Regions from separate parts of the Homo sapiens genome. Here all the other regions are linked to region 1. The links are chromatin contacts, found by Hi-C or POLR2A ChIA-PET in ENCODE. All regions are on one chromosome and are shown on one strand. The core of a region is the stretch at or near the end of the contact, and the rest is flanking DNA. Distances in the headings are between cores, read along the strand shown. Region 1 holds the start of NIN (ninein). Region 2 holds the start of STYX (serine/threonine/tyrosine interacting protein). Region 3 holds the start of GNG2 (G protein subunit gamma 2).

Region 1 (3,928 bases), core at 634-3,133:
TCCGGAGCAAGAGCCACCAATATTCCAGGTCAGCCACCTATATAATATGCTCACCACGAGAGAAGACTCAAGGTAAAATTAAACTGACAGAAAAAAGGAATTTTCCTTGTTAGATCATCAAGCCTCCGGAATCATGCAAACATGTGTGTATGTTATGGTGTTTACGGGGACCTAACTGAGAAACGTCGTGGTTCCAGGGGCTTCCCTCATGTGTCAGGATGGACTTTATCAGGATTCTCATCCTACAAAGCTACCATGTCAGTCACAAAAGACAACTACGCAATCTGTTTCGATGTAATAAATTCAGGAGTTGAGCTGTATGGCAAGCCCATCTTAGAAGTCCTCAACACCAGGAGAGGATCTGTCCTAGTTAGGAGCAGAAAGCAGATCTCATAATATCCAAGTTGTCTGGAAACATGATATATGGTAGGGCAGTCTTTCCAGCTCCCATTTTGTTGGTGCCTTCACCTCGGGTTGTCAGGGCTGGGGTTAGGGAAATTGCCTCTTTCCGTCTCTATCTCTTTTAACTTCGCAGCGAGAGCTGGAAGCAGTGACTGTTCCCATCACCTAGTGTCCTTCTGTCAGGGGCCGCTTCGGTAGCTACAGAAGCCTAGCCGCTGGAAGCTTCCTTCCCCGACACTCCATACCTCCATGCCACACCTTTTAGGCAATAACCAAATGTCATTTTGTTCTTTCCCCTTCTCCTGGGCATTATACTGGGAAACTGTTTACGCGCATCGACCCCGCACACCTCCAAAAATCTCCACTTTCCGGGCTCCAAGCAGCTCTCCGCTACTCAGACAGCCCAGGCTAACACCTCGGATTTCCCCATGCAGTTTCCTCTGCAGCGTCTCAATCACAAGGCTGTACGGGCGGCACATGCCAACGGAACCACCACCCCTTCTGCTCCCTCGGGGACTCAAGCCTGCTCTCGGTCAAAGCACAGAAGCGGCTTTCAGCTCCGGGCAGGCGGCCGGGGCGTCGGGGGTACTGGAAGTGCCCAAACCCAGCGGTGCTGCCGCGCGGGGAAGCGGAGGTGCGGCCGCAGGACAAGCGCGCCTCCCAAGTCCCTGGCCACCTGCGATGCGTCCTCAACTCGCCTGCCCATCGCCACTACCAGAAACCTCAGACAGCCCATTGTGTGGGCAGGCAGCGCGCTCCCCCGGCCCCGCCGCCCTCGCCTACCTTCTGTCGGTCTCTCCGGAGCGCCCGCACAGCCGGCAGCCCGCCTCCAGCGCTCTGCAAAGCGAAGGAGGACGCTTTGTTAGGGCTGGAGAAACGGGACAATACTTCGCAGCCGGCGCAGCGGTTCCGGGCGGGCGTCCTTCAAAAGGACGCGAATGGGGACCCGCGTGAGCGTCATTTCCATATGTAAGGGGCCAGCTCTTACAAAAGCGCGGCTCTCGGGGGCCGCGGGCTGCAGCGCGCATCCTCCCCGCCCCCGCCGGCCCGCCCCCGCCCGCGCAGCCCGCGCCTCCGGGACCGGCCCCTCCTCCCGCCTCCGAAGCAGCCCCGTCCCCGCCTCGTCCTCCCGCCCGGCCGCTGCTTCCTCCCGGCCCGCAGGGATTGCGCCCCGCTGGCCCCGGACCCCAAATGGGAAGCCCCCGAGTGATCCGGTGCCCAGTTCGCTCCGGGCTCTCAGGGCCTCGCCGACGGCGCGGGGGCAGCGCGAGGCCTCCGTGCACCCCCAGGCCGTGGGTCCGGGTCCCCGGGGTTGCGCCACTTACTGCGTCCCGGGGCTCAGGCGCCCGGCGCCGCCGCGGGAACCATGGCCGCTGGCGCACTCCGGGCTTGGCGGCGGCAGCGGGACGGCCGCGCCCAGCGCGCTCGGCTCCCGGCTCGGCCGCGGCCACCCGGAGCTCTGGACGCCGGGGAGGAAGGGCCGGGCCCGCGCGGGGAGGAGGAGTCAGGGCGACGCCGGCCCCGGCGCGGCTCCTCCTCTGCGGCCCGCGCGGCTCAGGCAGCGGAGGGAGGAGCGGGCGGCGCCGCCTGAGCCCTCGCAGACGCGCCCTCCCGCTCCGAGCGCCCGCCTCCGAGATCTGAAGTTAGAAACGCCGGGGCTCCGGGTGCGGGTGTAGGAGGCTGGCGCCCCGAGGTCGCCACCGAGCTGGGGCTGGCGCTGCCACCCTCGCCCCTTGCCTGTCCGCCTCCCTTTCTTTCCCAACACGCCTACACTCACCCGCACCGCGGACACTCGGGCCGCAGCGTCTTCGCGCAGAGGAAGGGCCCCCGCCTTCAGCAAGCGGGACTTTAAGGGGGTGATTTCCCAGCCCTCGGGTGTCGATTGGCCATCAACATTGGAAAGGGTGTTCAGGAGGCAGAAGGGCTGTAGAAGTGACTCGGAACCCTGTAGAGCGAGCGCGACCCTCCTGCCGGGTCTACACTGGCTTCCGCACCTGCCCACCACGTCCTCACAGGCTCCCGCCCCTGTGCAGCCTTCTCCGGGTGAAGCTAACCCTCGGTCGCAAGCCACACAGGACGAAAACTCCTTGGAGTTGGTGGTTCCCAGCCCAACAGTTGCTCGATATTAATCGCCTCCTACCTACTACCCCAGAGTCTGCGTTCTCACTCCCCCATCCCTACACTTCTGATCTCATTGCAGTCAAATAGGATCCCAAGTCCAGGCCATGGTTCTTTTTGAGCTGCAGGGTTAAATGTGTTGCCCTTGAAGGATCCGCCTGATGGATTACAACCCACAAGTCTGGTTATTTTAGCAGGAAACTGGTGATTCCTTTTCTACCGAGAAAGCAAGCAACAGACAAGAGGAAACCAGCATTCCTTGAGAATCCAGTGCGCTAGAAACTCGACAGAAATTATCTTATCTAATTCTCACATCACTCTTAGGAGGCAGACATTATTTTGCAGATGAGGAAAATGGATCTCCCAGAAGTCAAAGAGCTTCCTCAGGATCACACAGCAGGAACTCCACAGAACTGAGATTCAAAAGCAGATCACATATGTGGCAAAATTGCATAGAACTGAATATACACTCACAAATGAGAGCACGTGAAACTCATGAAATTTGAATAAGACATTTGGACTACACTAATGTCCATTTACTGATTGTAATATTGTTCTACAGTTATGCAAAATGTTACCATTGAGAAAAATTAAGTGAAGCGTCTATAGGGAATCTCTCTATTATTCCTTACAACTTCAAGCGAATTTACAGTTACCTCAAAAAATTTTTTTAAAAATTTTAAACATCTCAGTCTTATTCAAAAGCCCAGGCTCTCTTCTTTCAACACGGTATATAAGCGTGCCTGCAGAATAAGAGAGATTTATGCTCCTCTCTCCTTTTTAAACAGTCTTGAATAAGTACACATACACACACAAACACACACTCATACACTGTATGCATGGTTGTTCAGTCATCCAGTAATATGATACAACACACACACACACACACGCAGTTCATTAAGAGGATAGCTAACCTGTTACCAGAATACTTACATAGAGGTCATCTTGTAAGACAGACAATAATGCTCACTGGGCACTAAAACAGCCAACAGTCTTGGAAGGTAAGAATGAAGAGGTGTCTTTCTTGTTTCACCTAATCTCTGCCATGGAAGCCTCATCCTACTGGTTACCTCTCCAAGCATCGCTTTTTAACCTGCAAGAATCCTTAAGGATGATATTGATCATTAGTTTAAAACAGTGATTCCTGGGGGTCAGGGGATATTGGAAGTGGCATTCACTCCCTGTGCAGGAAGATCAGAATTGCTGGGGGTTGTGTAATTTGAAAAACACAAGATGCGCTTTCTTGAGAGGAGTAAGTGGGGTGGAGTTAGCCCTGGGACTGGGAACTGGGATCACCTCCAGCCTTGCTACAAAGGAGGGAAAGCATGGAGCATGGTTACCGCGTGGTGTGGGTTGGCAAGAGCAACTCTACCAAGAAAGATGATTTATTTAACACAATGGGCCTGCA
Region 2 (3,928 bases), core at 701-3,200, 1.9 Mb after region 1:
TGATTAAGCTCATTGTTGGTTAATTGAAAATATACATGCACATCCATAACTTTTTAAAGAGTATGATTCAACGTAATATTTGCTAATATGTGACTGGGTTTTCTTGGTTTATGTAAGACGATAGGTCCCTGTTGAGGATGTGGAGGTCTGGACCCTCTTCCAGGAAAAATTCTAACATACAATTTTGCGTATACTATAATTTCAGGAAATTTATTGTTTCCCAAGCTCATCCAAGGACTCTTTAGGTATGTATGGATACCTGGCTAAGAGTGTATGATGTAGGGGATGTAGGAGTGTCAGAAATGTTCAAAACATGATTTCTGTTACCTATACATGATTCTTATATCATCTGGCAATAAAAGCTATAACAAAGTACACAAAGGAATCATCATTGGGCATCAATAATTATTAAAGATGCTGGTGAAAAGAAAAGACAACTTCAGTTTCATAAACACTAAAGAACCAAAAATACATGACCTAGCTAATTATACAATAATTCTTCAAATTAAAAACTTCCTAGCAGGATATTATGTGCCTTTTTATAATTTTAGAAGATGAACAGTTAAAATAGAAAATGGAGTGGTCAAGTTAGCCATCTCATACTCAAATTATTGTACAGTTCTATTTCTATGTGTTGGCAGTGCATTTTATGTGACAAAAAGTAGAATGTAGGGGGAGGTTTAAGTCAAATATCTATGTGATCTTTTCACTTATAATTTGCATTTAGTTAAGGAGTGACTATCTTGCCTTTTACCTTTGTGCTGGCGGTGGTTTTTTAAAGAATCAATTTGGTGTACAAATCCTTTCTTTCTTTTTTTATTTTTGATTTTTTTTGAGATGGAGTTTCGCTCTTGTTGCCCAGGCTGTAGTGCCATTGCACTATCTCAGCTCATTGCAACCTCCGCCTCCCGGATTTAAGCGGTTCTCCTGCCTCAGCCTTCTAAGTAGCTGCGATTACTGGCATGCGCCACCACACCCAGCTAATTTTTGTATTTTTAGTAGAGACGGGGTTTCTCCATGTTGGTCAGGCTGGTCTCAAACTCCCGACCTCAGGTGATCCACACGCCTCAGCCGCCCAAAGTGCTGGGATTACAGGCGTGAGCCTCCGCGCCCGGCCCAAATCTTTTCACCATGGGTTTACAGGCATAACGCCACCACACCCAGGGAATTTTAAAATTGTTTTTTAGAGAGGGGGGTCTTACTATTTTGCTCAGGCTGGCAAACTCCTTTTAAAAGATATTGAAAGCCATCTGGTTTATTATTTTTATTTCAAAATATAATAATGGAAGAAATTTTACAGTATTATATACAATTTACTGAGTCAGCTATCAGTTCCTTTTTCTGATTTTTTTCTAGTTGCCATTCTTGATATTTTCTAGGTAATCTAAACTGAGTTGTATTTTCAAGTACTCTTAAAATACTTTAAAAAATTTTAAATTGAGCCGTTTAATTCTTTGCTTAAAGGTGATGGGTATTTTATTTTCTGTATGGCACCACGTGATTTTAAATTGAACTCTTCATTTATTAGTCATTTGGTTATAAACTCAGCATAGATTGCGCAGAATTTTGAGAGGGGAGAAACTATAGCTTTCCTTTCGGATGCCACTGGTGGGTAGCCTGTTTTGCCTGTTTGTTCTTATGTTAAAGAAGGGCTCTACGTCCTGTCTGGAAAGGGCGGAGCTGGCTCGGACCGCCCCACTGCCTTTCCCAGGACCTTCACTCGTCCTGTCCCACCGCAGCCCCGCCTCCTCCACGCCGGGTGAGCTGTGGCCTAGCAGCATCCGAGGCTCCGCCCCCCCCACCCCCAAGCGTCTGCGCTCTAGCGAAGGGGCGGAGCAGGGCGGTGGCGCGCTGACACCTGGCGGCGGCGGAGGGCGGGCAGAAGGCGAGCGTGGGCTGGGATTGGCTGAGGCGACGCGGGTGGAGGGGGCGGGAAGGAGGCGGGGAGACGGTTGTCGGGCTGGTTCCTGTGCTGGATCCTGGGCGGCCTGAGGGGTACGGAGACTCTGGGGGAGGGAGACGGCAGCGGCATGGCGGCCGGGTGTAAGACGCCCGACCCTCCTCTTCCCTGTCTTCGCCGCCGCCGCTGCTGGAGTCACTGGGACCCTGTAGTCTGCGTGTGTTAGTTGTAATCCCGCCGCCCTCCTGTCAGCCCTCCGCTCCGCCGGCCCTCCTTCCTTCCGCCGCCGCAGCCAGCCCGAGGGTCGGCCGGCTGTGTAACACTCTCCCACCCCACCCACCAGCCCGCGGGCCAGCACCATGGAGGACGTGAAGCTGGAGTTCCCTTCCCTTCCACAGTGCAAGGAAGACGCCGAGGTGAGTCGCTCCCGTGGCTGCCACGCACAGGCCTCTCCCTGTGGCTCCGGCCGAGGGGCGACCCCAGTCCCCAACCGTCTTAGCCGCCACCTGTACGGGCGCCCTGCCTCCTAAGGGCGTCCCGGGACCTCTGAAGCCGAGCGGTCGGCTCCAATCCCCACTGAGTTGCTCGTCCTCTCCAGACCCCGCGGAGGGGCAGCGTCTGGTGTACTTACATTTGAGAAGAGGAAAAGCAATCCCTTAGTCCCTAGGCTTGGCATCCAGGACTGACCTGGAGTAAGGTTCCTCTTTTATTGTCAAAGTAACAAGAGAGCGAAGTTGGTTTAGTCTCCTTTTGAGGAATATCTGTGGTGTAAACGATTCACTTGTGGGACACATGGCCCCACATGTGAAATAGACTCGGCGCCTGAAGTTTGGAAGCGCGCCTTCGAAAAGTTTCCCAAAGTTTTTTGTTTGTTTTTAGACAAAGCTATGACCCGCACAACAAAGTGTCTCAAAGCTAGCTCATCTTAATCTGAGAACTCTTAATCAGAAATCTTGACCTTTGGAGGAAAATTAATATTGAAAGTAAAATACTATATACCTTTTCTCCTGGTTTCTAATTTGTGGCTATTTTTACTCCACCTTAGATCCCTGCCTGCTGTTTCTACTCGGATTTTTTTTCATCTGTTGCTAGTTTAACATTTTACGGCATTGCAGACTACTAAATTAGAATTTTCTGGAGGCTAAATTAACAAGACGAAGATACTCAGCTATACTTTAGTAGGATTAAGAAAGAAAATCTAACATCGCTAGTTAAAAATACCTTTAAAGTAGTTGGGAAAAATAAAGCCCTATTTTTAGGAGACCATTCAATTTATTCCGAATATTTATTCTATTGAATATCTTCATTGGAGGTTCACTTTTTTTTTTTTTTTTTTTTTGAGACGGAGTCTTGCTCTGTCGCCAGGCTGGAGTGCAATGTGGCGCGATCTCGGCTCACTGCAACCTCCGCCTTCCGGGTTCAAGCGATTCTCCTGCCTCAGCCTCCTGAGTAGCTGGAACTACAGGCGCGCACCACCACGCCCAGCTAATTTTTGTGTTTTTAGGGGAGACGGGTTTCACCATTTTGGCCAGGGTGGTCTCGATCTCCTGACCTTGTGATCCGCCCGACTCGGCCTCCCAAAGTGCTGAAATTGCAGGTATGAGCCACCGCGCCCGGCCTAGGTTCACATTTTTGTTTGGAGGGCTCTCTTGTGGTATTGATGCTTGACAATTACATTTGTTTTAAGAGTAGAGACTTTGTTTGTGACTATCACTGTTGCAAAATGTAGTGCAGTGGTGTGATCTCGGTTCACTGCAGTCTCGAACTCCCATGCTCAAGCCATCCTTTCACCTCAGCCTCTGGAGTAGCTGGGACCATGCCGGGCTAATTTTTCTTTTTTTTTTTTTTTGTAGCGATGGGTTTTTTCTCCAGGCTGGTCTCGAACTCTTGGCCTCAAGATCCTCCCGCCTTGTCCTCCGAAAGTGTTGGGATTACAGGTGTGAGCCACTGCACCTGGCCCAAGAATATACTCATGGTTTTTTTTTTTTTTTTTTTTTTGACACAGAGTTTCACTCTTGTTGCCCCAGG
Region 3 (3,928 bases), core at 866-3,365, 1.0 Mb after region 1:
CTATATAGGCTTAAATATAAATACCAACCATCGGAGGATGGTTGAGAGAGAGTTAGAAACAAAAAGACACAAAAAATTACTGTACTTGAATCTAGAGTTTATGCCAGAACCTACTTGTCTAAAATTAACCATAGTCTTGTTTCCAACCATTAATAACATGCTTCTCATTTTTCTTAGACTTGGCATCATGCATATTTAAATTTACATTTAAAAGTTCCTGGTAACCTTTGGCACAAGGGTTCCTGGTTTGGAGATAACTCACATGTTGGTGGATTCATGCCCAATCCCTCTCACTACTGCATTTCTATCTGCTGGTGGATCAAAGCTAGTTGCTCATTTTCAATCTTAAATCAATCCATTTTGTAATTTTCAGGTGTGAGTGAGTTGACATCAGGGTCCTTTTTGATGAAAGATTTCCTTGAAAAAATAAGCAAACTGTTCAAATCAAAACAAAGGGTGTTTTGGGACTGTCTCAGAACATTTCATAGAAATTAAATTCTGTACCTTCTAGGTTAACGTGCTGTGGTCCTCACGATGTGTTTGGAAGGCTCAACTGGAGAGTTATTCTCCATCAGTCCTAGATTTCTAACATTTCCTGTTAGTTTACTTGCTGGAGGATTAAGGCAAAACTGGATTAAAAAGGAGGAGTTGGGGAATTAACTGTTTCCTGGCAAGATTAGCTTTCCAGGCACTGATTCCTGAGAAGAGGTGTTTTTTGTTGTTGTTGTTTTTGTTTTTAACTCCATAATGTTGCCTGGACACTAGAACAGGATTCCCCTTCCCCCATCTCATGTTTAATCTGTAGCTTCCCCAAAGTACCTTGTGTTAGTACTAGGGGGAGAATGACTCACACGTTGAATAAATTGTTATTAAAGCATCTGGGCTCAATTGTGAACATACTAATAGTGAGGAATTGGAAAACCAAGTACTGGTGAGGGTTCGGCTGCTGACTGGCGAAATCACTTGCTGAATGTGAGGCCCAACATCCTCTAAAAATAATAAGAGTTAATATGTGCCGAATACGTCCTATATCCCCAGAACTATTATTAGCACCTTGTATACCATCTCATTTAATCCTCATATTTCCAATGTAGAGCATGACTATCATCAACTATGTTTTGCAGATGAGGAAACTGAGGCACATAGATGTTAAATAATTTGCCCAAGTTCATACAGTCATTAATGGCAATTTGGATTGAAATTCTGGCAGACAGAGACAGCTTGCAGGCTCTACCCTGGTGGGTTCTACGATATTACCTCCTAAGATGAAGGGAAGGGACTGGAGGATCATGAGGGTCCTTCAGCCCTACTAGTGTGTGTGGAATGGGGAGAGGAGTATTCAGTTTCTCTGTTGGGAATGTGCAGCATTCAGCACCACCTCATTCCTTCCCATCTATGAGAATCTTTTGGGAATAGTCCTCACTATTAGGCCTATAGGTAGCATTGCCAACTTGGTTTAGTTCCCGTGCCCCATAAGAATACTTATCAGGGCCATTCTTTTCTGAGCATGTGGGTTAAGTAAGATCTCAGTGGTAGTGGGACCTTGGAGAAATGAAGCCTCTGAAATGTTGGCCACAGAGAAAAATGCTGCAGTGAGAAGCTGCAAGCTGCAAGCTGCAAGCTCCCAGCTAGCTGGCTTGATGGGGACCACAGTAAATCAGGAGGAACAGTGGAGGCTGGTGTGGGATCTCGGGGGCCAGAACCTGGCCAGGGGATGTTGACCCAAAAAAAAACAGCAGCAGCAGTAGAAACAACAACAGCAAGAACAACAATAGCAACAAGCCAGGTTCAGGCTAAAAAAGCAGGCAGTGTGCCAGGAAGGGGGCCGACTGAGCAGTGTGTGGAAGCTGTCGTGGAGGTGACCGTGGGGGGATGAGAAAAGGGGAAGGAAGGAACAGACAGCACCAGAGGGACTTGAACAAAGGGAGAAGGGGGATTAAAGTCAAATCACTGTCAGCAGCCCAGGAGCAGACAAAACCACCAGAGTAAGCCCTGAAATGGAAATGAGAGGGAAAAGAAGCAAGCCGCTAACAGCTACCAAGAAGAGGAGGAAGTGGGAGATGCGCTGCTTCCTGTAGAAAGAACGTTGATTGAAGACAAAGCTGGGTGGGGACTAGTCCCTGGGCTGCAGCCGCTGCTACACATACTCACAACGCTGCCGCCGCGCTCCGTGGGCAACTCCTACTACTGCTGGGCTGGGCTGGGCTGGGCTGGGCTGCGCCGGAGCTCGCCTGCACAGATCAGCTCCGGAGAGGGGAAAACCACGCTCCTCGGACCAAGCCTCGGGAGCTAAGGTAAATGAAACGTTTTCCATGTTGCTCGTTTTTAATTGAGAAAAACGACCGTCGCTTGTGGTTTTAAGGTCCGATTTCTAAGGGATGATAGAGACATCGCTTCAGGACTAGGGGAAATGATTAGATTCTTTTGGAAGGGTCTTTGAGAATAACCACATTTATGACACATTTGATTTAAAAAAACCTCATCATCAGTGCTTAGATTTGATGACTAAACAGGCCAACATGCTAAATACAAGAAGCTGTTTGTATAGTTCTCTCGGAGGAAAACCAGGGCTGAGTCGAAATCCATCTGGGGCTGTGAAGCTGTGGTCTGGTCATCGGAGCCCGGCAGTCCCCTTGTTTTAGGGGAGTGAGTGGTGTAAAATATTAATTGCATTCTCTTTCTTACACATTGCACTGGGATATCTTCTGTTTTGCAAAAATAATGGCTGTGATTTGGCTTTTGGGGGAGTTAAATTCTTTTGTACTTAGATTTTGCCAACAAAGGCTTGAATTGCGTATGTGAGGGGCAGTATTTACCATTAAAAAACAGTGTCTTCCTCCCTCAGCTTGTGCAGCTGCTTTCAGGATAACCTCAGACACAGCTATCATTTGCCAGTAGGTCTTATCCTAAAGTTGCATCCTTGTTCAAAGGAGCGTGGCGGGTTTAAGGCCAGTAACTTGTCCAGAATCAGATACTAGCATATGCATGGATTTTATGTTTATATGCATTTTATTCACCTCTAGGTCAAGGTGCATGTTAGCCTCGGTGAGGGACAAAATAAAAAAGTGCAGCTGGGTTGTTTCCTTACGCGAATATCTGGTAGATAGACTGAAGTAGTAAAACCAGAACATGATTTTTATTCTTTGATTTTCTTGAGCAAAGGATGTTCTTAATGAGAGCCTGGGTCTATGACTTGTTCATATTTATGAATGATATGTAAAAGTACACTAAATAGGTCTAGCAGATGAGAACTGAGATTGTGAGATTCCTCTGACAGGATATATTAGGGAGTTTAATACCCTCATGCAGCACGATTTAAAGAATTAAGCTTTTTTAATCTTCAACAGAAAGTACAGTTAAGCAGTAAGTAGTCATTGATAAAAGGGTTTTTCTTCTAGAGTTTCTATAATGAAAGGAGATAATTTTTCAAAAGAAAGAGAAAAAACTGCTTATAGTGGAGTAAAAATTTAAAAAAAGTCAATATTTTGACACTCACAGATTCTTGAAACATAGGTTCTTAGATACCAAATATGCTAGTTGAGAGTGTATGTATGTATATGCCTCCTCCTTTATCATCGTTCTCACTTGTTAAGAGCTATAGGGCTATTTTTAATGCTATCTTTATGAAATCGATATGGCTTCTCAAAATCTGTGGAGTAGCAGCACATTTTGAGAGATGGGAAGCTTTTATAGCTACTAAAGAAAAAAAAAGTCTATTTCTCAGAGGTTTTTTGCTCATTAAAGTAAACCTGCACCATGCCTAAGAGACAAAGTACTGCTAGTATTGAAACCATGGAACTCCTTGAAGGATTCACTGAATTTAATCAAACTTGTGGGCAAAACAAGTCGTGACATGGATTTTGCAGTTCCACTTCCTATTTGCATCTTAAAGGGAAGTATGTAAAGATCATCTTCTTAGAGAAGAGAC

What was found. A loop is a pair of places that touch in the nucleus more often than their neighbours do. ChIA-PET counts read pairs that join two places held with the same protein, here RNA polymerase II (POLR2A). Pooled maps may share reads with other maps.
Region 2: a loop to region 1 is called in a pooled map, with 4 times the contacts of the local background. The contact joins the promoter of STYX here to the promoter of NIN in region 1. A Hi-C loop is called at or near these places in 1 of 37 single-sample maps with no recorded cell type and 5 of 50 pooled maps. POLR2A ChIA-PET finds 5 or more read pairs at or near these places in 1 of 52 experiments (activated CD4-positive, alpha-beta T cell).
Region 3: a map of CD8-positive, alpha-beta T cell shows a loop between it and region 1 (2.8-fold over the local background). The contact joins the promoter of GNG2 here to the promoter of NIN in region 1. A Hi-C loop is called at or near these places in 1 of 168 maps with a recorded cell type or tissue (CD8-positive, alpha-beta T cell), 13 of 37 single-sample maps with no recorded cell type and 10 of 50 pooled maps. POLR2A ChIA-PET finds 5 or more read pairs at or near these places in 2 of 52 experiments (BJ and activated CD4-positive, alpha-beta memory T cell).

The regions. Positions count from the first base shown.
Region 1 is chr14:50,829,279-50,833,206 of GRCh38, forward strand. It overlaps NIN (ninein), which reads right to left and starts at 1,884. Exons shown (of 31, transcript NM_020921.4): 1 at 1,728-1,884; 2 at 1,186-1,239. RefSeq lists an enhancer at 566-615 and silencers at 1,186-1,305, 1,326-1,375, 1,446-1,725, 1,776-2,225.
Region 2 is chr14:52,728,216-52,732,143 of GRCh38, forward strand. It overlaps STYX (serine/threonine/tyrosine interacting protein), which reads left to right and starts at 1,951. Exons shown (of 11, transcript NM_145251.4): 1 at 1,951-2,316. The coding sequence starts at 2,260. It overlaps PSMC6 (proteasome 26S subunit, ATPase 6), which reads left to right. Exons shown (of 14, transcript NM_002806.5): 14 at 1-375. RefSeq lists silencers at 1,636-2,095, 2,166-2,245.
Region 3 is chr14:51,858,497-51,862,424 of GRCh38, forward strand. GNG2 (G protein subunit gamma 2) reads left to right here and starts at 2,116. Exons shown (of 4, transcript NM_053064.5): 1 at 2,116-2,294. RefSeq lists a silencer at 1,603-1,682 and enhancers at 1,735-2,236, 2,023-2,232.